2 separate regions of the Mus musculus genome follow, and region 2 is linked to region 1. The links are chromatin loops, found by intact Hi-C in ENCODE. Cell type or tissue: left cerebral cortex. All regions are shown on one strand. Each heading gives the region's core, and the rest is flanking DNA. Links, peaks and the distances in the headings are about the cores only. Region 1 holds the start of Zfp993. Region 2 overlaps Zfp984 (zinc finger protein 984).

What was found. Hi-C counts contacts between places; a loop is a spot of excess contacts. Peaks named below come from ENCODE experiments on the same cell type or tissue, not always from the same donor. Only the 100,000 strongest peaks of a DNase experiment are listed, where the experiment ranks them.
Region 2: it touches region 1 in a loop (11-fold over the local background); 4 of 42 quality-filtered maps call a loop at or near these places.

What each region holds. Positions count from the first base shown.
Region 1 is chr4:146,506,640-146,522,974 of GRCm38, reverse strand. It overlaps Zfp981 (zinc finger protein 981), which reads right to left. Exons shown (of 5, transcript NM_001243138.1): 2 at 10,098-10,190. Zfp993 reads right to left here and starts at 10,126. Exons shown (of 7, transcript XM_030253976.1): 1 at 10,098-10,126. 1700095A21Rik (RIKEN cDNA 1700095A21 gene) reads left to right here. Exons shown (of 3, transcript NR_045468.1): 3 at 3,048-3,936. It also overlaps the pseudogene Vmn2r-ps16. In left cerebral cortex, for the core only: no CTCF peak of the experiment used is centred there; no DNase peak of the experiment used is centred there.
Region 2 is chr4:147,765,588-147,781,922 of GRCm38, reverse strand. All of the region lies in intron 3 of Zfp984 (zinc finger protein 984), which reads left to right. Among named protein-coding and RNA genes, the nearest start is that of Zfp984, 36 kb to the left of the region's middle. In left cerebral cortex, for the core only: no CTCF peak of the experiment used is centred there; no DNase peak of the experiment used is centred there.

The DNA of each region.
Region 1 (16,335 bases), core at 3,840-11,839:
CAAGGAACTCAATATAAAACAAGATACAATCAAGGAAATAGAAGATAAAGGTGGGGGCTGGCTGGAGAGATGGCTCGGAAGTTAAGAGCACTGACTGCTCTTCCAAAGGCCCTGAATTCAAATCCCAGCAACCACATGGTGGCTCACAACCACCCATGAGATCTGACGCCCTCTTCTGGTGTATCTGAAGACAGCTACAGTGTACTTAGATATAATAAATAAAATCTTTAAAAAAAAAAAGAAGATATAATGGGAAAGAGCCTCAAACTTACTGTCACAGGGGGAAATTTCCTAAAAAGAACTCCAATGGCTCAGGCTCTAAGATCACAAATTGACAAATGGGACCTCGTGAAACTAGAAAGCTTTTGTAAGGCAAACTTCATAGTAAATAGGACAAAGTGGCAACCTACAGATTGGGAAAAAATTCTTCTCTATCCCCACACTTGATACAAGGCTAATATCCAATATATATAAAGGACTAAAGGAGCTAACCACCAAGAAACCAAACAACCCAATCAAATAATGTGGTAGATACCTAAACAGAGAATTCACAATGGAGCAACTGTGGAAGGCTGAGAAACTTCAAAAGATATGTTCAAAGTCCTTAGTGATCAGAAAAATATAAATCAAAGCAACACTGAGATTCCACCTTCCACCAATCAGAATGGCTAAGATCAAAAACTCAGGTGACAGCACATGCTGAACAGGATGTGGAGAAAGAGGACCAATCCTCCATTGCTTGTGGAATTGCAAACTGGTCAAGTATTCTGGAAATCAATCTGGAAATTCCTCAGAAAATTGGAAATAGATATACCTTAAAACCCAGCTATACCACTCTTGGGCATGTACACAAAAGATGCCCCACCATGACACAGAGGCTTGTGTTCCACTATGTTCAGAGTGGCCTTATTTGTGATAGCCAGGAGCTGGAAACAACCCAGATGCCCCACAATGGAAGAATCGATACTGAAACATGGTTCATTCACACAATGGAATATTATTCATCTATTAAGAACAATGACATCAGGAGCTTTGGAGGAAAATGGACTGAACTAGAAAATTCCATCCTGAGTGAGGTAACTCAGACCCAAAAAGGACATGCATAGTATGTACACACTAATAAATGGATATAAGCCCAAAAAAGTATATAATACAACGTAAATGACTAAAAAGGGTTAAAAGCTCAAGGAACCAAGTGAGAATGTCTTAATCCCAGTTGGGAGAGAGAAGAAAGCAGTCATGGGGGAAGAAGGAGGGAGGGACTTGAGTGGGAGCAGGGACAGAGAGGGGAAGGAGAAACATGATCAGGCATTATGAGGGATGGGGGGAGGACAGAAGCCCGAGAACCAGTAAAAAAATGGAAATAGACAGCCTCAGGAGGTAGGCTATAGAGGTCCATCTCACATGTTCCAAAGACCTAGGAGGTGAGAGACTCCCAGGACTCAAAGGGAGAGACCTTGGATAAAGTGCTCTACAGTGGAGAGGGGGAACTTGTAGAGTCCACCTCCAGTGGAGGGACAGGCATCAAGTGGAGTGATGGAGTTGCAATCCTATACACAAAACCTCTGATCCAGAATTCTTCCTGTTTGAAGCATCTCCAGGGACAAAACTGCAGAAGCACATGAGAGAAAGGAGGTCCATGGACAGGCCCAAATTAGGATCCATATCAAGGGGAGGCAAAGGGCAGTGACACTGTTACTCATACTGTGGTATGCTTATAGACAGGAGCTTGGCATGGCTGCCCTCTAAGAGGTTCAACAAGCAGGTGAGTCAGATGCAGATTCTAGCACCCAACCAATGGATGGAAGCCAATGACCCCTGTGGTTGAATTGGGGAAAGGCCAGAAGAAGCCGAGGCGGAGGGTGGCCCCATCCATATGCCAGCAGTCTCAACTGAACTGGACCCTGCAAGATCTCTCAGAAAAGGGGCCAACAACCAGGCCATATACAGCAGCTGACATGATGATCATGACAAATAAACAGTGGATGACTGCCTGGTCTGACCTCAGTGAAAGAACATTCACCTAACCCTCCAGAGACTTGAAGTGCCAGGGACTGGGGAGGCCTGGTGGAATGGTGAGGTGTGGACATCCTCTTAGTAGGGTGGGGAGGAGGGATGGGATGGGGTGCAGAGAAAATTTTAGAAACTTTATTTAAAAAAATCAAGTTAAGGGTCTTTAGTGTAAAAATGACAATTGACTCGTATATAACTTCTATATGCAATTTTATGACTAGTGTTACTATGAATATGAATAGTGTTACTATGAATATATTTTATGCTGAGAGCATATTGCATAAAATATATTGACATACAAAATCAAGGAGGAGACATGGTAGAAACTCACTGATGGCTGCCAGGGAGAATATATATACAGAGGGATAAAATGAATCATTTGAGGGTAATGCCCTTGGAACGATTCCCTCATTATATCAAATCTGTTAAAATACTATCACAGTTAGAACATCTTCCTGAATAAGCATGTATCTGCATTGTGGCATTGTTCCAGGTAGTTCTCAAGTTCCCAATCAGTAATAAATATGAATACAATGACACTCTTCGGAGCCTAGCTGTTTGTTACAGATTTCATCTCTGGCCACCACTCTTGTAGGTAGGTTCACATGAAAGACAGAATGTATGATAATGGTCTCTTGGCATACATACAAATACACATACAAACACATATATGCACAAATACATAAATATGTTTATGCATAAATAAAAACATAAGAATTCACTTGGGCCGGGCATGGTGGCGCATGCCTTTAATCCCAGCACTTGGGAGGCAGAGGCAGGTGGATCTCTGAGTTCAAGACTAGCCTGGTCTACAGAGTGAGTTCCAGGACAGCCAGGGCTACACAGTGAAACCCTGTCTCGATAAACTAAAAAAAAAAAAAAAAAAAAAAAAAAAGAATTCATTCTAAACATGGAGATACTATTACAGAAGAAAGTTGTCATGACCATGATATCAGCAAATATTTAGTGCTTTTTATGTATTTCATTGACCTTATATTTCTCTCATGTCAAATATTTCTCTTGGCATTCAACAGGTATATGAATGATCTCTTTCAACGCCCCGGCCTCAGAAGTATAGATTGACAATGAGAAAAAGCAGATGATTGAGTACCATGGAATGTCAGAAAATGAATGAGAATTGACAAGGGAAATATTGATTTCCTAGGAACAATAAACACTAGGCCAGGAATAATCAAGTGCAGAAACCCAGGCTCTCAGTGTTCCTTCTAGCACTTTCTCAGGAATAATCAAATTCTGCACCAAATTCACAAATTTCTTCTGAAAAATCCCACAAGAAATTTGACCAGAAAACAGTAGATAACACAAGGATAGGATGAAAACATGAATAACAAGGGATGAGACAGAGATAGAGATGGTAACTGTGTAAGCACTCTGGGACACTTCATGTGCGAAGGCCATTCACCTGAAAACGCAAGCACTAGGAGATTTAGTTAGCACAGATTAGAGTAAAATCTAGGAGCTTTGTAATATCTGCAATACCAAAGAAACCAGGTAATGCAAATTCTCTACCAGAATGTTTCTCTGTGAATATTCTAACAATTGTAACATGCATGAAATGAGTATAATCCCTAATCCATTTACTGACAACAGGAATTTCTGTAAAACAGAAATTGGATATGCAGGGAAAAATACATTGCTGTCATAAATTTACAATACTCAAAACTTGATGCCCTGGGCATTTGCAGACAGCATCAAATGTGTAATAAAAATGGGCATAGGAATACATGAATTTTCAGGGAGAAATGAGGACATTTTTCAAAGTATGTCACTTCATGACTCTTACTTGTGACATACAGGCTGAGTATCGTTGTCATTTCTACCAGCAACAGAGCATAAATTCCTGCTTCAGTGACAGATGCTGTACTTTAAGTTCAAAAGGAAGAAATACATAATATAAATGTGTGTCCTGGAATTGTTTTGTCTAATTGTATAACAGGAAAAGCACATCTTCCATTTCATGGAGATTGAACAAGAGCTCATTCTAGAATGGGAAGAATAACCCATGGGTTTACCTACTTCCACCATGAAGTCAATATGAACACTAGGGCTTCGACTTTAAATCTTGCAACTGACATTTCCTCAAATACATACCTGATTCTGAATAGACACAATTCCAAACGCTTGAGCCTTCCAGGCAAAGTTTACTATCACTTGTTTCATCACATCTGTTTAAAGTAGATAAACTCAAATAGCAACATGCAGTGTTCAGACATTGGGACTCTTGAGTACTAGAAGGCCATAGCATTCTAGTCTAGCATTTTCAAGGAAAGTCTCTGAAATATTGGATTCCTGTACTCCCATTTGTATCTTCCTATTGTCACATCTAAGTGTTGTAACAATGTTTATCTCTTTAAAGCTGTCTTTTCCTATCCCTTACCATTAAAAGAGATGATTATATTAGCATACAGTAGTACTAAATATTTATCCATACATTAAAATCAGAAGAACATGGAATCATATTTTTCAAGCCCTGAGAGAAAATAACTGGCAACTGTAATGTGAAATCCAGAAAAGTGGCTACAAGTATTGACAGTGTAAAACATACATTTGAACATAGTAATATATTAAGACACCTTTTTTACTCAAAAAAATTACATAGAAAATAAACTAATGAAAATATGCACAAAAGAATAAGACACAAAATTTTCATGAGAACTTATGAAATAAGACATTTATTGTGAAGAATGAAGGAATGAATATAAGAAAAGTAGGAAATATTACTCATGTACAACATAGTAAAGCTCTCTCCCATACAAGGAATGGAGAACAATATGAACCATATTTTGCCACTTACAATGCCTGCAAACCTTCTAGATTGCAAATGCTAAGGAATGCAATCTCACAAAGAACAGATTTTCATTGACCTATCATCAAAGAAGTTCACAATAAAAATCTTGGTAGAAGTTAGAATAGATAACACAGCTATCTACATAATTAAGAGAATTATTTGTGAATCTTGGTTTTCAGTACAGGAAGAAGAAATTCTGCCGAACTAAACTGTCATCATATTGTAAAGGGATATTCAAACCTGTTCTGACTTAGGGTGTGGTTCAGCACAAGGCACACAACTCTCATCACTGTGGTTGGAATACAAGCAAGCCTTTAGGATTCGCTTTAATCCCAAACAACAAAAGTACATTTACTAAGAAGAAGGAGTTTCACATTTTTACAGTATTGTCTAATTGAATGGCAGAAAATGTGAAATATCAGAGAAAGATCTTAGAGAACAGGATATGCCCAACACTCCTGAGGTGAGAGAGGAAGGGGAAGCTACTTAAGGGAGAGAAAGACAGTACAGGAAGAAGAGAATGGTAAAGGAATACAGTAGGGTGCATGGGCAGCAGTATAGTATAGTTGAGAGAGTAGAGCCACAGAGAGGGAGAAGGACACAGTTTTACTGGGAGAATTTTACAGACTCAGGCTGAAGAGAGAACATGCTAGGCACAGGTAAAGACAGAATGAACAGGAGAAAGAGACGGAGCCAGAAGATTTAAAAAAGATTGCTATAGTTAATTTAAGGCCAAGCAGAGCAATTCAGTGTCTGAGAGAAGAACCAGGCTGAATGAGTCAGTTGGGAGAGTAGTTTGAGCCTGAACAGCTGAGTTGAACCATCCAGTTAAGAGTTGAAATGAGGTCAGACAGTGGTGGCACATGCCTTTAATCCCAGCATATTTCTGAGTTCGAGGCCAGCCTGGTCAGCAGAGTGAGTTCCAGGACACCCAGGACTCTACACAGAGAAACCCTGTCTGGAAAACAAAAAAACAAAACAAAACAAAACAAACAAAAAAAAAAAAAAAACAAGAGTTGAAATGAACAAACAAAGGGGGAGCTTATTCAGCAGGAAATTTCTGAGGGTGAAAACACTCTAGGACCAGATAAGATTGTTTAGGGGCTAGAGGCTTCCAGGACTAGGCCAAGGTAAGTAGACAGAGGCAGTAAGCCTCCCAGACAACAATTATAATAGGAAAATACAAGTTACTTTTAAGGTTCTGTGGAAAATCTAATACCACTCACTATAAAAGCTTTCTAGAATGTAAGAAGAGAAGAAACACACCTCAGAAAACAAATGGAAATAGACTTGAAACTAAACCAAACCGTCCAGAAAAGGTAGAAAAGTCATTATTCCATCCTTTTTTTTCCATTTTGTATTAGATATTTTCTTTATTTACATTTCAAATGTTAATCCCTTTCCTAGTATCCTCTCCAAAATTCCTCTATCCTCTCCCCCCTCCCCATTTTAAAGAACCCATCCTCTCCTGCTTACTGGCCCTAGTGTTCCCCTATATTCTGGCATAGAACTTTCACAGGTCCAAGGGCTCTCCTCCCATTGATGACCTACTAGGCCATCATCACCTACAGATGCAGCTAGAGCCATGAGACCCACAATATGTTTTGGTTTTTTTTGGGTTTTGGTTTTTTGGTTTTGTTTTGTTTTGTTTTTTGGTTGGTGGTTTAGTTTCAGGTAGCTCTAGGGATACTGGTTAGTTCCTATTGTTGTTCCTACTATGGGGCTGTAAACCCCATCAGGTATTTGGGTACTTTCTCTAGCTCTTTCATTGGGGACCCTGTGCACAGTCCAAAGGATGACTGTGAGCACCCACTTCTACATTTGTCAGGCACTAATAGAGCCTCTCAGGAGACAGCTATATCAGCCTCCGGTCAGCAAGCTCTTGTTGGTATCCACAATATAATAAGGCCAAATTCAACAAACTGCATCAGTGTGAACACAATTCAAGGACTTAAACTCGTGTAGACTGGACCGAAGACGTGATTCAGAAAGCAAGAGCATCTTCTGGAGAAGAACAACTCAGATCAGACCATCCACTCTGTCAACAAATATTGTGGATGGACTCTCTGGTGGTAGCATTCAGAGTCCAGAAACTGCTATGCAAACTGGGGCAGGAGGCAGAGTTATCAATGGCCATACCCAGATTTGTATCCTGTGTGCTACAATTTCAATCTGCCAGGCAAGGCATGGCCTCCAGTATCATAGTGGCAAGGCTATCTGTGGGTAACAAAAGGCTTTCCTGTTCAAGCTGAGGCCGGCTCCTCAGGAAAAACATATATAGACTAAACAGAGAATCTGGCTAAAATCCAATAAGGAAGGTCAGAGGCCCTGGGAGGGAATCCAGGATTGACATCTGCTTCATGTGTAAATGGCCCTTTTCAAACACATTAACTGATGCTGATTTCAGTCTGGGTAAAAGAAACTTTGATTTCAATGGGCAACAGCAATTTCCCAGCATCAAAATTATTTAAATATTGACATGAAGTGAGAGCTGACAGCACTGCCTAACATGGGAAATCCATATCATCACATCTAATATTCTTAGTTGAAATCTTTCACTAAGACGCATCTCTGAATGCTGTACTTACATCAAAGAGTGCATATGCCTCAGTGTGAAACTAACGGAGACTAACTTTGTTAGGTTAATGTTAATATTTACAGCCATATGATGGTGCTTTATAACGTAAATTTTCTAATTCAATCAAATCTCCACCAATCGCCATATGACAAATATCTACAAATCTCTCAGGATGCCTACTCAGTTCCCTGGAGAAAGGGAAATGAAATGGCAAATGGAGTAACAGGGGAGTTAAGAAAGCATGAACGAATTTGAATTACAGGAGCTTTATAAAGGCTTTGGCAAAGACAAACATCCCAGTATACAAACTCCAGATGCAGCCAAGGATCTACAGGGATACTTTAGAAAAATATTCTGGCAACCAGAAAATTGATTAAAACATCACCATCAACCCAATTCACAGGATCTCAAACTTCCTGACAAAGGTAAGATATCCACAACAGAATTGTGAGAGTAGCGACAGAAAATGCACCCCCTGCTCCACAAGCCTGCCCTGCTCTTGCCCATTTCCCAGCCCAACAGCTCCTCTGACCTGGAAGGCTACAGGACCAGATGCTGAATGTCCTAGGAGGCCAGCACAGCAACTGCAGCTTAAGGAAGTTTTCAGGTTCTGCAAATACTAGGCACTAGTCTCCCTCCAGGACTTCCTGACCACGAGGCAGCCAAGGTACAAGGAGAATGCTGAAAAGGCGGGACTTCCTGTCATTTCTGCTTGGCTCTTCAGAGCCCCTCCTTCTGAACCCGCCCAATATTCAGCAGCTTCCTGCAATTCTTCTAAGCCCACCTACTTCAGGACCTTTTAAATTAATTAGCTTCCCACTTCTTCACAGCAATTTTTATTGTTTTGGATTTTTGCTTGCTTGCTTACTGAATTCATTGATTGATTGGTTGATTCTTCGTTTTTTTTTTTTTGTTTTTTTTTTTAAAGATTTATTTATTATTATATGTAAGTACACTGTAGCAGCTGTCTGAAGACAGCTGCTATCGGGTGCTCTTACCCACTGAGCCATCTCACCAGCCCCGATTCTTCGTTTTTATTTTGTCTTTTCCTTAAACTTATCTAATCATGCATGAAGCCCACCCTCCCCAGCAGGAACCACTCCTCCAACTCTGTTGCAGGCTGCCTTCCACACAACTTCTCTGGACCTACTCTGCACAGCTTCCCCACAATGTTGCTGCCAGACTAGACCAGAGCTGGATGTACTAGGACACTGCACCTGGGTTCTGAGAGTTTTACAGAGTCAGACTGAAGAGAGAACATGCTAGGAACAGGTAAAGACAGAATGAGCAGGAGAAAGAGAAGGAGCCAGAAGATGAGAAAAGATTTCTACAGTTAATTTAAGGCCAAGTGGAACAATTCAGTGTCTGAAAGAAGAACTCAGCTCGGAGAGGAGTTTGAGCTGGAAAAACCGAGTTGAACGAGCTAGTTAAGCATTGAGAAGGAATAAGAAAGGGGGAGCTTGCCAGGCTTGGTGGCACACGCCTTTAATCCCAGCACTTGGGAGGCAGAGGCAGATGGATTTCTGAGTTCGAGGCCAGCCTGGTCTACAGAGTGAGTTCCAGGACAGCCAGGGATACACTGAGAAACCCTGTCCCGAAAAACCAAAAAAAAAAAAAAAAAAAAAAAAAAAAAAGAAAGAAAAAAAGAAAGAAAGGGGGGGGGAGCTTATTCAGCAGCAAATTTCAGAGGCTGAAAACACACTAGGCCTAGATAATACTGTATGGAGACTAGAAGCTTACATGACTAGGCCTAGGTTAATAGATGTAGGCAGGAATCCTCCCAAATTACAGTGACAGTAGGAGAATGAAACTTACTTATACAGCCCTGTGGTAAAAAGTAGACACTGCTCAGTATGAAAGCTCTCAAGAATAGAAGAGAAGAAACATACCTCAGAAATAAGGCAAACAGACTCAAAACTAAAGCAACCAGTACAGAGAAGGTCAACAATAATTATTCCACTCTAATGGGGATTAATGCAACACAGAATATCAATAAGAACACAGGTCAAGGACAGGAAAACATTTAGAGTGGATAGAATAGGTGATTCAGAAAGCAAGTAGATCTTCTGGAGAAAACCACCTCATATCAGACACTGTCAACAGACATCTTAGACATCCTGGTGGTAACTTCCATAGTAACAAAAACTGCTAGGCAAATTGGGGCAGGAAGCAGAGTTATCAATGTATATACTCAGGTTTGCAACCTACTTGCTGCAATGTGAATCTGTCAGACAAGGCATGGAAATTTTTATGATACTGGCAAGACTGACTATCTGTGGGTAACAGGTTTTCTGTTTCAAGCTCCACAGGAAAAAAAAATCCATAGATTACAGTGAAAATCTGCCTAAAAATCCGGTAAGGAAGGTCACAGGCCCTAGGAGGGAATCTACTGATGATATTTGCTTTATGTATAAATTGCCCTTGTCAAACCCATAGACTGATGCTGCTTTCAATCTGGGTAAAAGAAACTTTGATTTCAATGGGCAGCAGCAATTTCCTAGGATCAAAATTAATTAAATATTGACATCAAGTGACAGCTGACAGCACTGCCTTCCATGGTAAATCCATATCATCACATCTAATATTATTCTTTTCCAGAATCATTAAGGAAATAGAATCTGGCAAAATCAAATTCATGTCCTCTTTGTACTGGCAGGTGAGCCCCACTCTACCCCTTGTTCAATACCTCTAACATACCTGGATCCTTTGTGAGAGTCTCCTTGACCTTAACTATCCAGTGCTCTTAGTGTTGATTTACAGTTATGGAGATTTGACTGAGCATATGGAGACCTGAAAGTGAGAAAATATAGTTTAGAATGAACATGGAACTGTTCATGGAACAAAAATGAAAGACGTCAATGCCCGAGAAAAGGATCAATATGAAGGAAAGAGAAGATATCACGAGAATACCTATTTTTCTCCGAGTATTCCAGTTTACCCTAAAGATGTGAGAGTCAGCCACACAGTTAATACACATACAGAGTCTTTTTCCAAGCAACACAGAAGAGGAGGAGGGAAGACTGGAAGAAAATTATTCTGACCCAGAATCCAGACAGTAATCCAGTAAGTAAGTGATCAAGATTATTCAAAAGATGTTGTCTAATTTTGTCTTAATCCATAGTAAAAGCCTGTCGGTAGCACACCTTTAATCCCAGCACTTGGGAGGCAGAGGCAGGCAGATTTCTGAGTTCGAGGCCAGCCTGGCCTACAAAGTGAGTTCCAGGACAGCCAGGGCTACACAGAAAAACCCTGTCTCGAAAAAACCAAAAACCAAAAAAAAAAAAAAAAAAAGAAAAAAAGAAAAAAAAGAAAAAAAAAATCCATAGTAAATTTTCCACTTATTAAAATATCTACTCCTGAAATCATCACCTGCTGGGCTGAACCTTGGAAAAATTCAAAGAAATTCAGGAAGAATGGCTACCTGGGGTACCTGTTAACATATCAATTAAGTCATAGTTGGATAGGTGCTTTCTTGGCTGCTGGTTATCTCTTGGCCTGCCCCTCTATCCTCCAACACACCCTCAATTCCCCTCCCCCCACCTGATAGCCTGGTGCAGTTTGGAACCAGCCAGTATCTCTGAATGCTTTCTCCCTCAGACTGAAAAGCCAAATATTAACCTCACCACCAGCACAAGAACCAGGTATCTTATTGAAGTGCTGCAGGTTGCATGTCTTAGAAAACTAATAAAGCCTCATAGGAAACTACAGTTGCCTATAAAACTGCCTGTAGCATTGAAAGACCCCCGAGGTGGGTGGTCAATCAATCTGAGGAGACCCTCCCAAGGATCAGCGAGACCACGATTCGGATGTAATCAGCAAGAGGCTTTATTGGGAACACGGGTACCCGGGCGACTCAGTCTATCGGAGGACTGGCGCGCCGAGTGTGGGGTTTTTACCCTTTTTATAGGGCTGGGGCTGGGGAGCAAAAAGCGTGGGTACAGAAGCGAGAAGCGAGCTGAGTGGTTAGTTTAAATCAAGGCTTGGGGTATTTCCTGGTCATTTGGGGAACCTGAAACTGAGGTGGGACTTTTTCAGAAACTGTTGCTGGTTCCGCTTTATCTGGGTACCATCTGTTCTTGGCCCTGAGCCGGGGCCCAGGTGGGTACCATCGGTTCTTGGCCCTGAGCCGGGGCCCAGGCGCTTGACCACCGATATACCCTTTTTGGCCCTTGTCCTAGTATTATTCAGCCTTGATTTTTAACTGTTAATCTTTAACTGAACTTCCTTGTAACTTTTGAGAACTCAGCTCTGGTACTTTTTCATGCCTTGCAAAATGGCGTTACTGCAGCTAGCTTGCTAAGCCTTATGGTGGGGTCTTTCATTCCCCCCTCTTTCTGGAAACTGAATAAAATCTTTTATTCACGTGATTCCACTGCTTCTGGATCTATTGATTTGAGTTGGTGATACTGTTGGGTCAGAACCAGGGCCTGCACCACCGAAATTCTGTCTTTTACAAACTGGACCAAGCGGTTGAGAATACAGGGTCCGAAGAGTAGGATTAATAAAAGTACTATCAGAGGGCCCATAATGGTGGATATCAGGGTCGTGAACCATGGGGACCTGTTAAACAGTCCCTCAAACCACCCTTGTCCTGATTCGAACAATTTTTGTCTCTGGTTTAGTCTCTCTCTTAGCTTAGCCATGCTATCCCTTACTACGCCAGTGTGGTCCGCGTAGAAACAGCATTCTTCTTTTAGGGCAGCACATAATCCTCCTTCTTTTAGGAACAGCAGATCTAATCCTCTCCGGTTCTGTAGGACCACCTCAGACAACGAGGTCAGAGACTTTTCTAGGGCACTGACTGATTTTTCTAAGGCCCCAAGGTCTGTATGTATGGCTGCCTGGAGCTGCTCGAATTGTTTGGTGGCCACTAGGGCTGTAGTCCCTGTTCCTACTCCTGCAGCTATGCCGCCCATAGTAAGTCCTCCCAACAGCAGGGCCAGAGTTAATGACACCGGCTCCCTTTTATATTTGGTTTTTCTCTCAAACTGGCCATAAACATAACCAGGGGAGTGGTAGGTCACCTTTGGCCAGAGCTCAACCAGGACACAGTAATCGGTGGTGAGGTTGAGTACAGTAGTAGATAGGCAGGGAGTGAGCCCGGTGTTGCAAGCCCAGATGGTCCCGGCGGGAGCAGCCAGATAGTAGGACCCGTCGCTCGTCTTCTGGGTGGTATTACACAGGGCCTGATGGGTTTTGGGAACTGCTCCTACGCAGAGTCCCTGTCCGGTCACTTCGGACAGGGTCAGCTTGTGTTGGGAGGCCACGGAGCAGTTAGCTGGGGCAGAGGTATGGTTGGAGTAGGTACCTAGGACGGCAACCCCTTCGTAGTAGGGGGGTCCCGATACCAGACACAACCAGCACTCTTGGGTTTTGTCAGGACTGGTGAGGTTGAGTGCTTGGTAGGCTCCGTCTACCAGATTTAGTAGCCTGTCTCCTGTCCCAGGCTGTTGAGAAGGCGGGGGAGCCCCAGGTACCATAGAGACCGTGCCTGAAGGAGGATGATGAGGAGGCCTGGGGAGCATGATCTGCACGGGTTGGGATGGGGGTAGCTGGTCAGTGATCACGGGATTAGGCCCAATGGGGACGCGGGGTCCTACATTGAGGACCTGGCGGGTCAAAGAGAACCGGGTCACCGGGTCGGCCCTTGTGGATCGATAGAGTCTTAGTCCCCAAACTTTGGGGGCATCCCAGCTGGCCTTTTTACCCGCGTCAGTGAATTCTAAGACTAGGGGGTTGCATCGACCCCCCGGTGTAGCACCCTGGACGCCACTGGAGACCGAGGAATCATAACAGGGGCCCTGATCCTTAGGAGTGTTTCCTCGCTTAAGGGAAATTAGGTCCCATGATGATGAGGGCTTCCAGTATGCCTGTCCAGTGGTCTCACATCCCCATTTGCCACAGTAGCCCTCTCCCGGCCCTCCACACCCTATTGGTACAGTATGACCGGAGCAAACATAGAAGTCATACAGTCTTGTCCTTTTTCTTCTTCCGGGAGAGCGGCAACCATCTCCATCTGGGTCGTCCCAGTAGTCTCCTACTAAATCACACAGGTCAAAATATAGTTTAGGGAAGGTGTCTGTCATCGTCCCCAGGAGGGAGGTGGCGTTAGCTGTTTGTCCTGTCATTAGGTTGGTAACTCTCCAAGTAACATTGAAGACCTGGTGAGGGCTGTCACGTTGTCCCGAGGCTCCTGCCCCCACTAAGATCCCCATAACTATCAGGGGGCCCCACGGGTTAATCTTATCTTTAAGGGATTTTGAGAACGCTGGACCTTCCATGCTGTTCCGGCCGGAGGAGTTGTCGCCGCCTTTACGTGAGCGGCGTGTATCCACGCAGAGATGCCGTCTACTTTGAGAGCGGTGGGGGTGGTCAGTAGGACGGTGTAGGGTCCTTTCCAGCGAGGTTCTAGGTTCTTAGTCTGGTGCCGGCGTACCCACACGGCGTCACCGACACGGAAGGGGTGTGGTATCACTGGCTGATCCAGCTGGTCCTGATAAGCAGCGGCCAGTGGCTTCCAGACCTCTCGTTGTACTGCTTGGAGGGCCTGTAAGTGAGCTTGGAGAGAGGGACTATTAGTTAACTTTGACATTTCAGGATCATGAAAATTGACGAGGGGCGGGGGTGCCCCATACAGGATTTCATACGGAGTAAGTCCATGGGGGCCCGGAGTATTCCGGGCTCGGTAGAGGGCCAGGGGGAGTAGGAGTACCCAGTCTCTAGTGCCAGCTGCAAGCGTTAATTTGGTTAAAGTCTCCTTGATGGTTCTATTCATTCTCTCTACCTGACCTGAACTCTGGGGTCTATAAGCACAATGTAACTTCCAATCAATCCCCAGTAAATCGGCCACCGAATGACTTACTTGGGAGACGAAGGCAGGCCCATTGTCAGAACCCAGTACCTGTGGCATCCCGAATCTTGGGAATATTTCTTCTAATAGCTTCTTGGTTACCACCTTGGCGGTTTCACGTTTAGTTGGGAAGGCTTCTACCCAGCCAGAGAAGGTGTCCACGAACACTAGGAGGTACTTGTACCCGTACAGTCCTGGCTTAACTTCAGTAAAGTCAATTTCCCAATGGGTACCTGGTCGATGTCCGCGTACTCGTACCCCTGCCCCGATCTTGGCTTTACTAGCATTCACTTGAGCACAAGCTGTGCATGATTCTGCCACATACTGGAGAGTTCTGTCTCTGTTTAACATGTAGTAGGGGCTTTCTTCTCTGTCAAGGAGTGCCTTCATCTTTTGAGGGCTGAGGTGAGTGAGCCTGTGTAAGGAGTCTAATAGTTCAAACACAAACTGATCGGGCATTACCGGCTTGCCTTGTAGAACCCAATATCCTTTTATCTGATTATAGGTGGCTCCCAGTTCTCGTAATCTCTTTAGATCTGTTTCAGTGTAGTGGAAATGGGAGGGCGTATACGGGGTCGAGTCCTCTATGAGGAGGGTGGAAGTTTCTGGAGATGTCCTTATGGCTGCCTCTCGGGCCGCTTGGTCTGCCATACGGTTGCCCCTGGCTTCAGCACTGTTTCCCTTTTGATGCCCGGGGCAGTGAATTATACTGAGTCTTTTAGGCAGGAAAAGAGCTTTCAGTAAAGCCAGGATCTCGCTCTTGTTTTTGATTTCTCTGCCCTCTGAGGTCAGCAACCCTCGCCTCCTATAGATTTCTCCATGGACATGGGCCGTGGCGAAAGCATATCGGCTGTCAGTGTAAACATTTAGCTTCTTACCTTCTGCCATTTTCAGGGCTTGGGTGAGTGCGATCAGTTCGGCTCGCTGGGCTGACGTTCCAGCTGGCAGGGCCCTCGCCCAGATTACCTCGGTCTCTGTCGTCACTGCTGCCCCAGCTTTTCGCTGTCCTTCTTGCAAAAAGCTGCTCCCATCGGTATACCAGGTGTGGTCGGCGTCTGGGATGGGCTGGTCGGTGAGGTCCGGTCTGGTTCCATGCGTTTCAGCCAAGATCTCGAGGCAATCATGGGGGGCTCCTTTCTCCGGTAGAGGGAGCAAGGTGGCAGGATTGAGGGCCACCACTGGTCCGAACTGAACTCGGTCAGTGTCTAGGAGCATTGTCTGGTAGTGGGTCATGCGGGCATTGGATAGCCAGCGGTCAGGGGGTTGCTTGACCAGTGCCTCTACTGCATGGGGGGCCAGGATGACTAGCGGCTGTCCCATAGTTAGTTTGCCTGCATCTTTTATCAAAACGGCAATGGCTGCTACCATCCGTAGGCAAGGGGGCCACCCAGCTGCCACTGGGTCTAGCTTTTTGGACAGGTAGGCCACAGGCCGACGCCAAGGTCCCAGTTTTTGCGTTAGGACGCCTTTGGCGTAGCCCTGCTTCTCGTCGACAAAGAGTTCAAAGGGTTTAGTCAAATCTGGCAATCCCAGGGCGGGGGCAGTTAGAAGGGCCTGTTTGATTTCTTGATAGGCCTTTTGCTGGTCTGGGCCCCAATTAAACAGAGTCCCCGTTTTGGTAAGAGGATACAAGGGGGCTGCCATTTCCGCAAACCCAGGGATCCAGAGGCGACAGAAGCCTGCCGTCCCTAGGAACTCCCTTAGTTGTCGAGGGGTCTTCGGAGTAGGCTGCCCCATCACAGTCTCTTTTCTGGCCTCAGTCAGCCATCTCTGACCCTCTTTTAGAAGATACCCCAGATACTTGACCTGTTTCTGGCAAAGTTGGGCTTTCTTGGCCGAGGCCCGGTATCCGAGGTCCCCTAAGGTTTGTAATAGGGCTCGAGTACCTTGTTGGCAGTCAGGCTCGGAAGTCGCGGCCAGCAGTAAGTCATCTACGTACTGCAACAGGATCAAGTCTGGGTGCTGGATCCGGAAGTCGGCTAGGTCTCTGTGCAGAGCCTCGTCAAACAGGGTGGGACTGTTTTTGAAACCCTGTGGGAGTCTGGTCCAGGTCAATTGTCCTGAGATTCCCATCCCTGGATCTCT
Region 2 (16,335 bases), core at 3,884-11,883, 1.3 Mb before region 1:
GATATTCTCTTCTATTAAACATATGAACATGAACATTGTTAAATATGTTGACAAAACAGTAAATGTTAGGGTTACATCTTCTACCATTGGACATGTATTCATGAGGCTGACACATGAAAATAAAGAGTTCAAATGTAGCCTTGCCCAATGACTGACATCCAAATGAGGCTGGATAGCAAGCATCATCTCTAGGGATTTTGTGAAAATCTGAAAACTAAAACCAGGAACAACCACACAACACCCTTCACAAACACCTTACTTGGAAAGTATGAGTACACACAGTCTGATATTTAAATAAACAATGGATCACAGAGATGATCAGCATCCATGCTATACATTGTGGGGGGGGGGAGATCACCATGTGAAAATGCAGAAGAAGATGACCAGGATCCACAGAAGGAGTATAACAATGGCTTAATAAAGTTTTGTGAATGGATTTGCCTCACATACATTAAACTTTAAAATTGGCTTCAAATATTTCAAAATACAAACTCCCACAACTATTAATGATCACGAGAGACAACTATGATGTTTAGTCTTCATCAAAAGGTCACATGAATAGTGTGTTTCTCTTGTGTGAGTTCTTTCCTACATTTACTTGTGAATGCATTAATTCCTGTAAAGGCATCTAAAAGCTTACTCACAGAATTTTTCTTTATCATGAATTTGTTTATGTAACAGAAACAATACTGCATGAGTCACAAGGTTAACAGAAATCATTTCTTCATATTTGTTAGAAGAGGCAGGCAAAATCCTGGACATATCACACCAAGCTTCAGGTGTCATGTGGGAGGATTTATTGGCAGAAAGAGCCTCTGAGAATGGTGAGAGGTCAGAAGAAGAGAAGGGTCTGTGCAATGAGGGAACACTCTTTTATTCAGTCCATGAGGATGGGAAGCGTGTGAAAGGGAAGTGGTGCCATGTTGGGTGCCATGGCAACAGATGCAGGGGCTGTTGCCTACAGATGAGGAGTGTCCTCACTGGGTCTAGAAGTTGGCTGTAAAGACACTTCTAGCTGTCCACAGATGCACCTGACGCTAAGCACATTGCTTGTATTTGTAGGATTTCTCTTCATTATAAATTCTTTTATGACATTTTTGTGATAGTGACATGAAAAGGCTTTACTGGATTGATTACTTTTTTAGGGTTGGGCTTCGGGGTGAATTCTTTTCTTTTTGTAGACTCTAGAGACCAGTTTTTTTCCATATTGTGTCCCAGTCTAATCTTGTAGGACATTTGTCTGAGGGAAATGCAAAGGCAGATACAGATCAACACATCCTCTTTTCCTTGGAAATATCGACCTAAAGGAAGCACAAATATTTTAGGCAAACTTCCATTAGTATGCAGCATTGATAAAATGAGTTTCAATAACAACAACGACAACAAACAGACTCCTGAACAGAAGTGGAGTGCTCTTCATGTACAAAATTTAATATTTGTAACCCTTGTGACTCACACAGTACTGTTGCAAAATCATGTTTTGCACATTAGTAATACTCACAATCCTAGTTTGAGAGGCTGAAGTATGCTCATGTCATTGTGGACACTTTCAGAACAATTACCCTTATGTACATTGATGCAAAATACTCAATAAAATACTCAAATACTGAATCCAAAAGACATCACTAAGAATCCATCCAAAATGATGAAGATTGTTTTCTCATCCAATATATCTTGGGGAGTTTCCATTCCCTCTAGTCTTCTCAGTTCCTGTCCACTTTTTCTCCCTTCTGGATCTCCCTTTCTGTATCTCAGTAGGAAAACAAACAAGCAAGCAAACAAATAAAATCCATAGACTCACTAATTGACAAATCTGCCCCCAAAAAGCTAAGGTAAAAGTTATAATATATTTCAAAAGAACTAGCCCAAGCATTAGTATTTGTACATCACACTTTCTAGTCTCAAATTTCTGATATATGTTTGTGCATTTTTTGTGTGAAATATTTTGCTGATTGCTGATAAAGTATATTTTCCTATGGGTCCTTTTAAGTGAAGATATCAAGAAGCTAAAATTTCAAAGGGGAAGAAATTTTTTGGCTCAGCTTTGAGTTCATTAGTCAGAATGAAAGACGATGATTGATGTTTACTGGATAGAGGATATAAATGTGGGAGTCTCTGCAAACACTAGTTCTGGTAGAGTAACAATCCATGAGACAAAAAAGAAATCTAGTTCAATACCACTCTGTAATTATTTCAGCACTGGTTGTGGGTGTGTTGTGGGTTATTGCCAATGAAATTCCTACAGCACTCAGAGAAAATCTTTCCCAGTGCCTGTGTTAACATCTGAAGTAAAAAGTCTCCTGGTATTCAGAAGTCAAGATAAACTACAAAGCCCCATGGGACAGTTAACCACACACAAGATAATGACTGGGAAGAACACTGGAGGGAGGCTGCCTCTGCTCAGGTGAGAAGCAGAAGAGAAATGAGTGGGAGGCAGGCTTTGTATAGGGTTTAGTTGTAGGTGATGGATTTTCAGGATTGGAAATACCCGTGGTTGGAGATTGCTGGTATTTTATGTCCTGAGCTTGAGCAAACTCAGGGATTTCTGAGTAGTTAAAACCAGTAAGTGTGCTATCCATTCTTCCTGTAGACAATGTTGAGTGTAACTTCTAGATTCTGACCCCAGGGTGGTTTATTTTAGAAATAATTAAGCACAGTAAAATTTTGGAAAGAAATTTCTTGGTAATAATTGTCTCAATCCTCTGTGCACAGTGAAGATGAAAGTATGACTACCTCAAAAGTCTTTTGCAAAGTCTATGTGAGTCTTTCTTAAAGTTGGATTCTAAAACTAAAGGGCCTAGAGGAGGATCAAGCATACAGTGTAGAGGACACCAAGCTACAAGATACATGTCACAACTCCTGCAAGGCTTGTTTGTATTGCCTGAGAAACAATGATCAAGGGAAGATTGTCTGGGACAATTTTATTGTTTGGGACCTTCAGGTGTTCTATGGAACTACATCTAGCACAGCTCACCATGCCACTTACTACATCCATTCCCTCACTTCTGGTCAGAAAAAAGTGTACTTTTCTTCCACTGAAGAGAGAACTCTGTGGTTTTATATTCCTGGTTACCTAGAGCTTATTTTTGACCACAAGATCCTTTTTCTCTCTACAGAAAAAAATCTATTTTATCGATGTTTCTAGTTCTAGTGTTATTCACAATAAATTCATAGCTTATTTTGGAGGAAGGACAAATCTTAGATCAATGTCTTTTTGGTTGGTTTTGTGTATATATTTCACTTTTTATAGCTTGCAAAGCCCTTCCCATAACGAGGACTGTGGAACATAAGAGCCAATGCTCTTGGACGCACCAGCTTGACCTCTTCATACACAGTGAGTTGTGTAAGTCTGGTCATTAGCAATGAAGACTTATTGTCAGTTTGTAAAAAGCAACACCTTTTGTTGTCAGTGCCCTGCAGTGTTTGCTTATTTTTATGAAACCACTTTGTAGAACAACTCAGTTGATAAAACCCAGTGGAAAAGACAAGACCAACTGGAACTCCATCTCTTTCAGAATTCAGAGACTTCATTAGAATCACTTTCATACACTTATAAGCTGGTTCTGGTTTTTTTTTTTTTTTTTTTAATATTTCCAGACATCTTACTAAGAATACAGCCATCCAAACTTCATGGAGTCTTGTACCATGGTGCTTTCCTATGCATTTGCAGAACCACAAGTGTGGCAATGCAGTATACAAAAGTTCTTACTTTCTAATAGATGGTGATTTTTCTTGGACCTTACAACCAGAATTAATGCAACTTGAAGAAATTTAAGATTTAAAACTGCAGTTCTACTGTGTATTCAACTTTATGTTTTAGCATTTTTTCAAAGAACAATGTAAAAAGAAACGTTATTTTCCTTGTATTTCTCTTGTTATCAATTTTTAAAACCTAACGTGATGCATTGGTACAATGATAATTGATTGATACAATGGTAATTTATGTACTTTTTCAAGGCATGTCCAGAAACTGCCTGAGTGTCATTTGCTGAATGCATGAAATGCAGAGGCTTAGTACAATCTTCCAAAATGAATATACCATTATGTGTACTGATTGATAAACAGTGATGTCTGTAAATGTTTGTTTTCTTGATCACTTGGAGCCAGTTACCTCATCCTTTTTAAAACTCTGTTAAAGATTTCTGTATACTATACCATTCCTTCCCCATGTGATGGGGTTTTCTTGATGTTCCCGAAAATATTGCAAAGGTCTTTCTTAAGACCAGCAATGGTGATACAAAAGCCAACAGACATACACACAGAGTACACAGATAGACACGAACATGGAGACAAAAGGTAGACACACAGGAAGAGAGATATATACAAGGCAGCATTCAGCAAGTTACAGGTTTAAATTAACTGAATAGACACACAGAGGATGGAAGGCTTAGATAACAGGAAGTAGAGAATTCATCTTTGGACTCGCACTTAGTTAAATTATCTCTGAGGGAAAGGTTATTTATTCTTCTCTTAACTCATATGCATTATTAATCACCAGTGTTTAATCTATCCACATATGCAGAATCAATTAACTTGTGAACTTTTGACATAATTTTTTTTTCTTTTCACATAAGCACAATATGGGAAAATTTAAAACTCACCACAATGGGTAACAAGTAGCCCTGCATTCTGGAAGGTGTCCATGGGCTCAGAACCCTGTTCTCTAAAGAAAGACCATCAGGTCTAGACTTGTGCTTCTGAGCTCTCACTTCCATGCTGGCCTAGAATCCATTTTAACTTCTCACAGTCATCACAACAGGTTTTGAACCTCAGAGGTCACAAGAGAATCCTGGAACTCATTACAATCATGAAAAGAGTTGACTTCCAGCCATATTCTCTAAGGTGACTTGGGTAATTCTCGAGTCTCCTTTCGCCAGCCTATGAAGATATGCATGGGTGTACATAGAGTATTATAGAGCACAATCAGGGAATCTTCTATGAACAAATGGCTAAAAAGTGCAGTATGTATTGTAGGTCTGTTTTTATTTTTTCCTTCCTTCCTTCCTTCCTCTCTTCCTCCCTTCCTTCTTTCCTTTCTTTATTCTTTCTTTTGATAAAAATCTAGACAGTTATTCAAAGGAATTTTTATTTATTGCCTCACCTTTCAAGCAGTAAATAATATTGTGCCTAAATCTGACATCATTTTAATTCATCATTTTCTTTGACTAAGGCATCCAGCTCCTCTACCTTTTGTCCAAGTCTAATAATCTGTCTCCCACACGTTCTCTATGAGTTATTATTATTTGCCTTACTGCATTTTCTTTTCAGGCTCTTTTCCTTGTTTATTTCTAAGCACATATTGAACTCAATTTTCATATCCTATGTTGTCCTCCTTTCCTTCAGGCATTTGCTATTATTCTCTTGCCCAGGAATCATTTTGTTCCTGTCCTCTTTCAGTTGATATATGTGGCTTACACACTTTGATCTCTTTGATGATGACTCTGGGTTTTCTATTCTTTACCTTGGATATCATGTAAATTGCTCTCTTTATAAGATACATACATAGTTGATAGTTTGAGCAAAAGACATTGTATCCTAGTTTTACTTTGTTTTGGGTATTGAGCATCAGAATTCAGAGGGAGTGCTTAATTGTGTGCATTTTTAGCCCAGGATTCTAGACTCCCAATATGAGAAGTTAGGCAGGATCCGTTGTATCTGAAGGGTTCAGAACCCAGGTGCAGTGTCCTACTACATTCAGTTCTGGTCTAGTCTGGCAGCAACCTTGTGGGAAGCTGAGCAGAGTAGGTCCTGAGAAGTTGTGTTTCCACAACAGAGTTGGAGGAGTGGTTCCTGATGGGGAGGGTGGGCCTCCTGCTTCATTAGATAAGATTAAGAAAAAGACGAAATAAAAACAAAGAATCAATCAATCCAAAAATCAATCAACGAATTAAATAAGCAAGCAAGCAAGCAAGCAAAAATCCAAACCCACAAAAATTGCTCTCAAGAATTGGGAAGCTAATTAATTAAAAAGCCCTGAAGTAGATGGGTTTAGAAGAATGGCAGGAAGCTGCTGAGTATTGGGCGGGTTCAGAAGGAGGGGCTCTGAGGAACCAGGCAGAAATGACAGGAAGTTCCATCTTCTCCTGGTACCTTGGCTGCCTCGTGGTCAGGAAGTCCTGGAGGGAGACTAGTGCCTAGTATTTACAGCACCTGAAAACTTCCTTAAGCTGCAGTTGTTGTGCTGGCCTCCTAGGACATTGAGCAGCTGGTCCTGTCACCTTCCAGGTCAGAGGAGCTGTTGGGCTGGTAAATGGGCAGGAGCAGGGCAGGCATGTGGAGCAGGGGTGCATTTTCTGTCGCTACTCTCACAATTCTGTTGTGGATATCTTACCATTGTCAGGAAGTTTGAGATCCTGTGACTTGGGTTCATGGTGATGTTTTAATCAATTTTATGGTTGCCAGAATATTTTTCTAAAGTATCCTTATAGATTCTTGGCTTCATCTGGAGTTTGTATACCGGGAGGTTTGTCTTTGCAAAAGCCTTTATAAAGCTCCTGTAATTCAAATTCGTTCATGCTTTCTTAACTCCCCTGTTCCTCCATTTGCCATCTCATTTCCCTTTCTCCAGGGAACTGAGTAGGCATCCTGAGAGAGCTTTGTAGATATTTGTCATATGGGGAATTGGTGGAGATTTGATTGAATTAGAAAATTTCGTTACGTTATAAAGCACCATCATATTGCTGTAAATATTAACATTAACCTAACAAAGTTATAGTCTCCATTAGTTTCACACTGAGGTATATGTAGTCTTTGATGTAAATACAGCATCCAGAGATGCGTCTTCATAGTCTTAGTTATTAATGTTACCCCTTAGGTTTCATTGAAGCATGAAGACAGGATTGCAGCAATGTACAATTGAGAAGATATATAGTAGGTTCTGTTAACCCTGAGTGTTGTCAGAGAAAAAGCAATTCTACAATGTTTGAAAGCTTTTTAAAATATTACATCTTCACCAAGAGATGGACTTTGGTCACTTCCTACTGCCAGTTTCATATGCCCTGTCGTCTAATTACCATGGCCTAGTCCTGTAAGCCTCTAGCCTCTTAAAAATCTTATTTAGTCCTAGAGTGTTTTCAACCCCTGAAATTTCCTGCGGATTAAGTTCCCCCTTTCTTTTAGGTTCCTTTCAACTCCTTTTTTTTTAAAAAAAAAAAATGTTTTCTTGGTTTTCCCGACAGGGTTTCTCTGTGTAGAGTCCTGGCTGCCCTGGAACTCACTCTGCAGACCAGGTTGGCCTCGAACTCAGAAAAGTGCTGGGATTAAAGGCATGCACCACCACTGCCCAGCCTCATTTCAACTCTTAACTGTCTGGTTCAACTCAGCTGTTCAGGCTCAAACTACTCTCCCAGCTGACTCATTCAGCCTGGTTCTCAGACACAGAATTGCTCTGCTTGGCCTTAAATTAACTGTAGCAATCTCATTTTTAAATCTTCTGGCTCCGTCTCTTTCTCCTGCTCATTCTGTCTTTGCCCGTGCCTAGCATGTTCCCTCTTCAATCTGACTCTGTAAAACTCTCCCAGTAAAACTGTGTCCTTCTCCCTCTCTGTGGCTCTACTCTCTCAACTGTACTGTACTCCTGCCCATGCACCCTACTGTATTCCTTTACCATCTCTTCTTCCTGTACTGTCTTTCTCTTCCTTAAGTAGCTTCCCCTTCCTCTCTCATCTCAGGAGTGTTGGGCATATCCTGTTCTCTAAGATCTTTCTCTGATATTTCACATTTTCTGCCATTCAGTTAGACAACACTTTCAAACATGTGCACCTCCTTCTTCTTAGTAAATGTACTTTCGTTATTTGGGATTAAAGCAAATCCTAAAGGCTTGCTTGTATTCCAACCACAGTGAGGAAAGCTGTGTGCCTTGTGCTGAACCACACCCTAAGTCAGAACAGGCTTGAATATCCCTACACAATAGTTTAGTTTGGCAGAATTTCTTCCTGAACTGAAAACCAAGATTTACATATAATAGTCTTCATTATGTAGATAGCTGTGCTATCTATTCTGACTTCTACCAAGAGTTTCATTGTGAACTTCTTTGCTGATTGGTCAATGAAAATCTGTCCTTTGCCATACTGTATTCCTTAGCATTTGCAATCTAGAAGGTTTGCGGGCATTATGAGTGGCAAAAATATGGTTCATAATGTCTCCATTCATTGTAGGCGAAAGAGCTTTACTATGTAGGACATGAGGAATATTTCCTAGTGTTCTTATATTCATTCATTCTTCACAAAAAAAATGTCTTCTTTCCGAAGTTCTCATGAAAATTTTATGTCTTATTCTTTTGTGTATATTTTCATTAGATTATTTTCTATGTAGGTTTTTGAGTAAAACGGTGTCTAAACTTATGTATATATATATATATATGTATATATATATATATATACACACACACACACTGTGTGAAAATATATGTTTTACACTGTCAATACTTGTAGCCACTTTTCTGAATTTAACATTACAGTTGCCAGTTATTTTCTCTTAGGGCTTGAAAAATATGATTCCATACTCTCCTGATTTTAAGCTATGGATAAATATTTAGTACTACTGTATGCTAATATAATATCACCTCTTTTGATGGTAAGGGCTAGGACAAGACATCTGGAAAGAGATAAACATTGTTACAGCACTTAGATGTGACAATAGGCAGATACACCAGAGAGTACAGGAATCCAATATCTGAGAGACTTTCCTAGGGAATGCTAGGCTACAATGCTATGGCCTTTTAGTACTCAAGAGTCCCAATGTTTGCACACTGCATGTTGCTATTTGAGTTTATCTACTGTAAAACAGATTTGATGAAACAAGTGATAGTAAACTTTGACTGGAAGGCTCAAGCATGTGGAATTGTGTCTCTTCAGGATCAGGTGTGTATTTGAGGAAATGTCAGTTGCAAGATTTAAAGTCGAAGCCCTAGTGTTCATATTGACTTCATAGTGGAAGTAGGTAAACCCATGGGTTTTTCTTCCCATTCTAGAATGAGCTCTTGTTCAGTCTCCATGAAATGGAAGATGTGCTTTTCCTGTTATACAATTAGATAAAAACAATTCCCGGACATACATTTATTTTATGTATTTCTTACTTTTGAATTTAAAGTACAACATCTGTCACTTGAGCAGGAACTTATGGTCTGTTGCTGGTAGAAATGACAACGATACTCAGCCTGTATGTCACAGGTAAGAATCATGAAGTGACATACTTTGAAAAATGTCCTCATTACTCCCTGAAAATTCATGTATTCCTATGCCCATTTTTTATTACACACTTGATGCTGTCTGTCTACAAATGCCCAGGGCATCAAGTTATACATATTGTAAATTTATGACAGCAATGTGTTTTTCCGTGCATCTCCAATTTCTGTTTTACAGAAATTCCTGTTGTCAATAAATTTTCTATCACATAAATTAGGGATTATACTCATTTCATGAATATTACAATTGTTAGAATATTCACAGAGAAACATTCTGGTAGAGGATTTGCATTATCTGGTTTCTTTGGTATTGCAGATATTACAAAGTTCCTAGAGTTTAATATGTGCTCTCTAAATCTCCTAGTGCTTGCCTTTTCAGGTGAATGGCCTTCGCACATGAAGTGTCCCAGAGTGCTTACACAGTTACCATGTCTTCTATCCCTGTCCCGTCCCTTGTTATTCGTGTTTTCATCCTATCCTTGTGTTTCATGTATGTTCTGAGGAAGGTTTTGGATGGGTATCCAGGCTGTCATATATTCATAATCCCATGTTCCATGGTAAGTGACAGCATGGGTTTCCATAACTCCACTCTCTCCTTCTTTTACAGTGTTGCCTTTCCCCCACTGCTGGCTTTTTATTCAGCTCTCTCTGAATTGGCAGTTTTCCTTTACAAACCATGTTTCTTTGACTTGGGCTGAAAGCACCAACAATTTAAATATATTTCCGTATTTCTACATATAGCAGTATGTCAGTTATAAATTCACTTTTTCAGCCTGAGCTTCCAGTTCCATGTCTGTATTTCCTTTGTAGGCTGACTTTAGTTCAAACCAGTAAAGTTTCTGTTACCTACTTGTCACTACTACACCTGTCAACATACATTGTCAGACAGGTTGGTATTCCAGCACAAGGGTCATCATCTAGGGAGAACCATTAATGACACCTTACACCCATCAGCCTACAGAGATCCTTTTAGCAGTTTGCATGCTAAACCAGCATATCCAAGAACCTTTTAGACACTGAGTGCTCTTCTCAGTTATCAGATTATTCCTTAGGAATGTATAAAACCAAATCTCATTTTTTTTTGGATTTTTCTTGTATTATTCTATATCCTGTTAAGTATTTTATCAGATTGGATTATTCTCTTGGGATACTTGCAGGTCTTGAGTTGAAGAATTATGTTTCTTGTAATTGGAGAAAACTTGTTTTCCTCATATCCTTATTTGAACACTGAAAACATTCTAAGTCTTACTTGCTATGTGCAAGCACTGCTGTACTGTGATAAGTTATTGTGGAAACTTTGCACATCCTTTTCTGTCTTGGAGTTTTTTTAGGAAATTCCCCCTGTGACAGTAAGTTTGAGGCTCTTTCCCACTTTATCTTCTATTTCCTGGATTGTGTCTTGTTTTATGTTGATGTCCTTGATCCACTTGAACTTGAGCTTTGTGCAAGGTGACAAATATGGATCTATTTTCATTTTCCTACATGCAGACTGCCAGTTAGACCAGCACTGGTTATTGAAGATGTTTTCTTTTTTCCTATTTTCGAGTGACTCATTTTCATGCTTGTAAGCCCTCATGTACATAATTATGTGAAAATGTCTTTCACAACCAGTGTCCTACTTCCAAATTTCTCAAAATATCTTTCTCACCTCACTTATCTTTCCTGACTGTGCTGGCACTTACCCTGGCACTCTAAGAAGGTAGCCTTCATGCTCCATGAATCCTGTCCCAATATTTATTGATTTATGTCTCCACAGCAGCTAATTGAGAATCAAAGATGTGGCTCTCCAGTTAAGGGCACTTCTTCTTGCACTATGCAGGTCCAGAATATCTTTTACCATTGTCTTGGTGCTATAGCTTCTGCATTTCTGAAGTCTACAGAGCTACATGCAGTCAAAGATCATATTCCCTAAAAAATTGAAATAAATAAACTTTATTTAAAAATTAAAAATGATCTGGAAGTGTTGTGTAGGACACAAGAAACAGTACAGGAAAGAGAGTGAGAGGAATGTGAAGCCTGGATATGTTAAAGGACAGCTGACCCTTCATATCAATATTTTACCAATTAGGAAGGATCCCTATGTATGATAAAACTATTTTGTATCCATGGAACCCAGAGCTGGAGACTCTTATGGGTTCATTGTAATGTGAGAAAAGAAGATTTATCCTATATATGAAGTATTTAGGTATTCACTTTTATGAGGAGGCACCCTAATTGTGAAGGAATTTATAATACATGAAAATGCTGTTATCCAGCATCCCATCAACCAAGAAATCTGCTCCAGAAGGAAAATGGGTTGTATCAGATTCCACCATTTTCTTAATGTAAGGTATAAGCATGAGACTCAGATCTTAATCCTCACCACTGATGTTCCCACACTATAAAATAGTTCATGGTTATTAAACAAGAATCATTCATGACTAATATAAATGGGGTTATATGTTACATGTTTAGAGATGGATGAAATTTGAAGAGAAGTTGTTGCTCTTGCAAAGGAACAGGATTAGACTGTTAGCACCACATCACGTTCCATAACCACCTAGACTTCCAGTTTGTGGGAATCTGACCTCCTCTTCTGATGTCCACTGAGAGAAAGCATGCAAGCGTGGCACACACATACACATACAGGACGAACATTCATAAATAAGGCTAAACAAAATAAAATAAAATGAACAATTTAATATTAAAATTGTCTAAAAGCAGTCTAGAGGAATAGTATGACATGCTTTTGCATGTGTATGGGAAGGTCTTTCCACAAGGCATAGGGAATTGAAGAATTGTTTAGCCTAATCAGTTAAGAGTCCATGTGTTAACTCATAATGGATCTGCTTGATGGAAGCTTGTAGAGAAAGCAGGAAGCAGATCTAAGAGAGGATATAGTCACAGGGACAAGCTTAAAAGCATGTTCTTTGGTGCTATAAGGTCCTGAACACTAATTTCTCTCTGGCACTCAGTAGCTGGATTGTCCTATACATCCAACAATGATTTAGCATTCACATGAAGTTTTAAGCAGATTTTTATGAGCTGAATTGTAACATTCTACCTTTTAAATAGCCCAGGTAAGTTTCAATTGATAAGTGACCTCACACCAAGTTTTGCATGCAAGTAAAGCAGAAACAAGTCCATCTTGAAGGAGGAGTAAGTTAGAAAGCTACACTTTTCTTCTCAACAGTGTGCACTAGACACTGATATGAGTGGTTATAAGTAAATATGATGACAAGTTTATCATCTTGAAGAAATCCAGGGTTTCTATTCCTGCACAAACATCATGACCAAGAAGCAAGTTAGGGAGGAAAGGGTTTATTCGGCTTACACTTCCATACTGCTGTTCATCACCAAAGGAAGTCAGGACTGGAACTCAAGGAGGTCAGAAAGCAGGAGCTGATGCAGAGGCCATGGAGGGATGTTCTTTAATGGCTTGCCTCCCCCAACTTGCTCAGACTGCTCTCTTATAGCACCCAAGACTACCAGCCCAGAGATGGTCTCACCCACAAGGGGCCATTCCCCCTTGATCACTAATTGAGAAAATGCCTTACAGTTGGATCTCATGGATGCATTTCCTCAACTGAAGCTCCTTTCTCTGTGATAACTCCAGCTGTGTCAAGTTGACACAAAACTAGCCAGTACAATTGACCCCTTGTCAACTTGACACACAAAAACATCACTAGTAAGCCTCAACCCTTACAATCTTATTCATCCCCAAGGTCTAAATAACTTTAAACATCCCACAGCCTTTACATATTCTTAAAATTTCAATCTCTTGAAAATATCCATCTCTTTTAAAATCCAAAGTCTTTTTACAATTAAAAGTCTCTTAACTGTGGGCTCCACTAAAATAGTTTCTTCCTTCAAGAGGGAAAATATCAGGGCACAGTCACAATCAAAAGCAAAAATCAGTGTCCAACCTTCCAGTGTCTGGGATCCAACTCACAATCTTCTGGGCTCCTCCAAGGGCTTGGGTCACTTCTCCAGCCATGCCCTTTGTAGTACACGCGTCGTCCTCTAGGCTCCAGATGCCTGTACTCCACTGCTGCTGCTGCTCTTGGTGGTCATCTCATGGTACTGGCATCTCCAAAACACTGCATGACCCCTTTAGTCCTGGGCCTTCAATTGCAACTGCAGCTGCACCTTCACCAATGGCCTTCCATGGCCTCTCACAGAGTCGAGCCTTAGCTGCTCTGCGTGACCCCTTCATGCCTTCAAAACCAGTACCACCTGGGTGACCCTTATATATTACCAAGTCCCGCTGCTTCAGGAGTACAACCTTGACTATCTCTGGAACACAGCCTCTTTGTGCTTTCAGAAAACACTTCCCAGAAGATGTCACCTCAATGATGCTGGTCTCTTCTTAATCACTGCTAATTTTTTAGCTCCAGCTAACCAGCATCAATAGTCCCAGTAATTCAAAGTTTTTGCTTTAGTAGTTCTGCTATCTTGTTAATCACAACTGATTCTTCAGCCCCAGCTAACCAAAACTACAGAATCTTCACAATCAAAACAGCAATGGCCCTGAAAAGAGTCTTTAATTTTCCCTCTGAAATTTCACAAACCAGACCTCCATCTTCTGCACTGTTCTCAACATTATCTTCCAAGCTCCTACACAGCATCTGACAGAGCTCTTAACAACAAATGGATCTTCAAGCCCAAAGTTCCAAAGTCCTTCCACAGTCCTCCCCAAAACATGGTCAGGTTGTCACAGGAATACCCCACTCCTGGTACCAACTTCTGTATTAGTCAGGGTTCTCTAGAGTCACAGAACTTATGGATAGTCTCTAGATAGTAAAGGAATTTATTGATGACTTACAGTTGGCAGCCCAATTCCCAACAATTGTTCAGTCGCAGCTGTGAATTGAAGTCCAAGGATCTAGCAGTTACTCAGTCTCACACAGCAAGCAGGCGAAGGAGCAAGAGCTAGACTCCCTTCTTCCAATGTCCTTATATTGTCTCTAGCAGAAGGTGTAGCCCAGATTAAAGGTGTGTTCCTTAAACTCGGAGATTCAATCTTCTGGAATCCATAGCCACTATGGCTCAAGATCTCCAAACCAAGATCCAGATAAGGATCTCCAAGCCTCCAGATAAAGGTCACTGGTGAGCCTTCCAATTCTGGATTGTAGTTCATTCCAAATATAGTCAAGTTGACAACCAGGAATAGCCACTACACCATGATCTTTGCCATTTAGATTGAGCCATTGCCTGAGGTGGTTTTCTGTAAAAAAGTACAACACACTTAATAAATACATGTACTGTTTCTGCAGGTCAAATGAAATAAGGTGAATTCTAAACATGTTCTATGAGGTAGAAATGCTCCCAGCAATTTTCAGACAGGCTTTAAGCATTCTGATTGCTATCTCTATGTTGCATCATGTGGTTTATATCAGTAAGAATTTTCTATAGATGTTGATGGGATACTGTGCTGAAGAAAAAAAGCATTAAGGAATATCCCATTTAATGACTTTGCTCTTTTATTTTGGAGTTATAAGGTTCTCCTACTCCATGTTTTTCCCCTTCCTGTAGCTATGGTTCATGTAGGTTGAGATTCTGAAGAGCAATCATGGTGGACAGATGCAGAGAAGCTGCCTTGGGTGGGAAAGGGTCCTAAGGAGCTAATGGGAGTGGTGGAGAATGACTTGTTGTTAATGATGGATGCAAGCTGACAGTTCTGTACTCTGTGGCGACAAGTCTCTAAATAGCTCTTTGCAGATGAAAACTCCTTTGCATAAGCTACTTCCTTAGGAATTACAAATCATTACAATCATTTACTCCAGGTTCTCTTTTGATTATTCTGAGTCAGCATTTTAAAACCTTAGAACCTTTACTCCTAGAAAAAACAACAATACAAAAACAGAAGTACATTTGTTTTTGTTTGTTTGCTTTGTTTTGTTCTTAAGCATAGCAGCTCCTATGTATGTTGCTTGGATGCACTTTCTGGGCATAGAGATTATTTTATTATTACTCTTTTCTTTTCTTTCTCTTTCTTCCTTCCTTCCTGTCTTCCTTCCTCTCATTTTTTCCACACTCTAGATTTTATTGCCCTCCTGGTCCATCCTCTAACTATTCCACATCCCACACTTCCTGCCCACCTCTCTGTCTCCATAAGGATGTCCCCTCCTCCTCCCCACCTGACCAGACCTCTAAACACCCTGGAACCTCCAATCTCTCCAGGGGTTAGATGCATGCTCCCTGATTGAACCCAGACCCAGCATTCTTCCACTGCATATGTGCTAGGGGCCTCTTATCAGTAGGTGCATGCTTCCTGGTTGATGATCGAGTGTCTGAGAGGTCTTGGGGGTTCAGGTTAATTGAGACTGCTGGTCCTCCTACAGGGTGCCCTTCTTCCTCAGCTTCTTCCAGCTTTCCCCTAACTCAACCACAGGGGTCAGGAGCTTCTGTCCATTTGTTCGGTGCAAATATCTGTATCCAGCTGCTCTTGGGTGTTTCAGAAGACGATCATGATAGTCTTTGTGATTGCTCCATAGCCTCAGGTATAATGTTAGGCCTAGGGGCCTCACCTTGAAAGGTTTCAGGGTTGGGAGGGAATCATAATCTGATATTGGGTGGGGGAAGAGGACTGAAGCCCTGAGGGCCCGCAGAAAGAATGGAAACAGGCAACTTTGGGCCTGTTTAGCAACTTTGGGATCCTACTTTGGACCTGTTATTGGACCTTCTTTTCCTCAGGCTCTTCTCCATTTCCATCACTGTAATTCTTTCAGTCAAAATTATGGATCAGAATTTTGACTGGGGTTGCAACCCCATCCCTCACTCAATGCCCTGTTTCTCTGCTGGAGGTGGGCTCCAAAAGTTCTTTCTCGACACTGAAGGGCATTTAATCTAGGGTCTTTCCTTTTGGGTTTCTTGAGTATCTCACCTCCTCTAGTACATTCTGGAGGGTCCCCCACCTCTTATTTCCTAAGGTTGCCTGTTTCCATTTATTCTTCTGGCCCTCAGGGCTTCAGTCCTCTTCCCCCACCCAATATCAGATGCTGATTCCCCCCAACCCTGTCACCTTTCTCTCCCATGTTATTCCCTCCCTCCCTCCTCACTTTGGCCCCTTATCTTGTTGACCTGTTTGAGTTCTGTGGGCTGTATCTTGGGTATTCTGGACTTTTTTTTTATGACTAATATCCACTTATTAGTGAATATATGCCATGCAT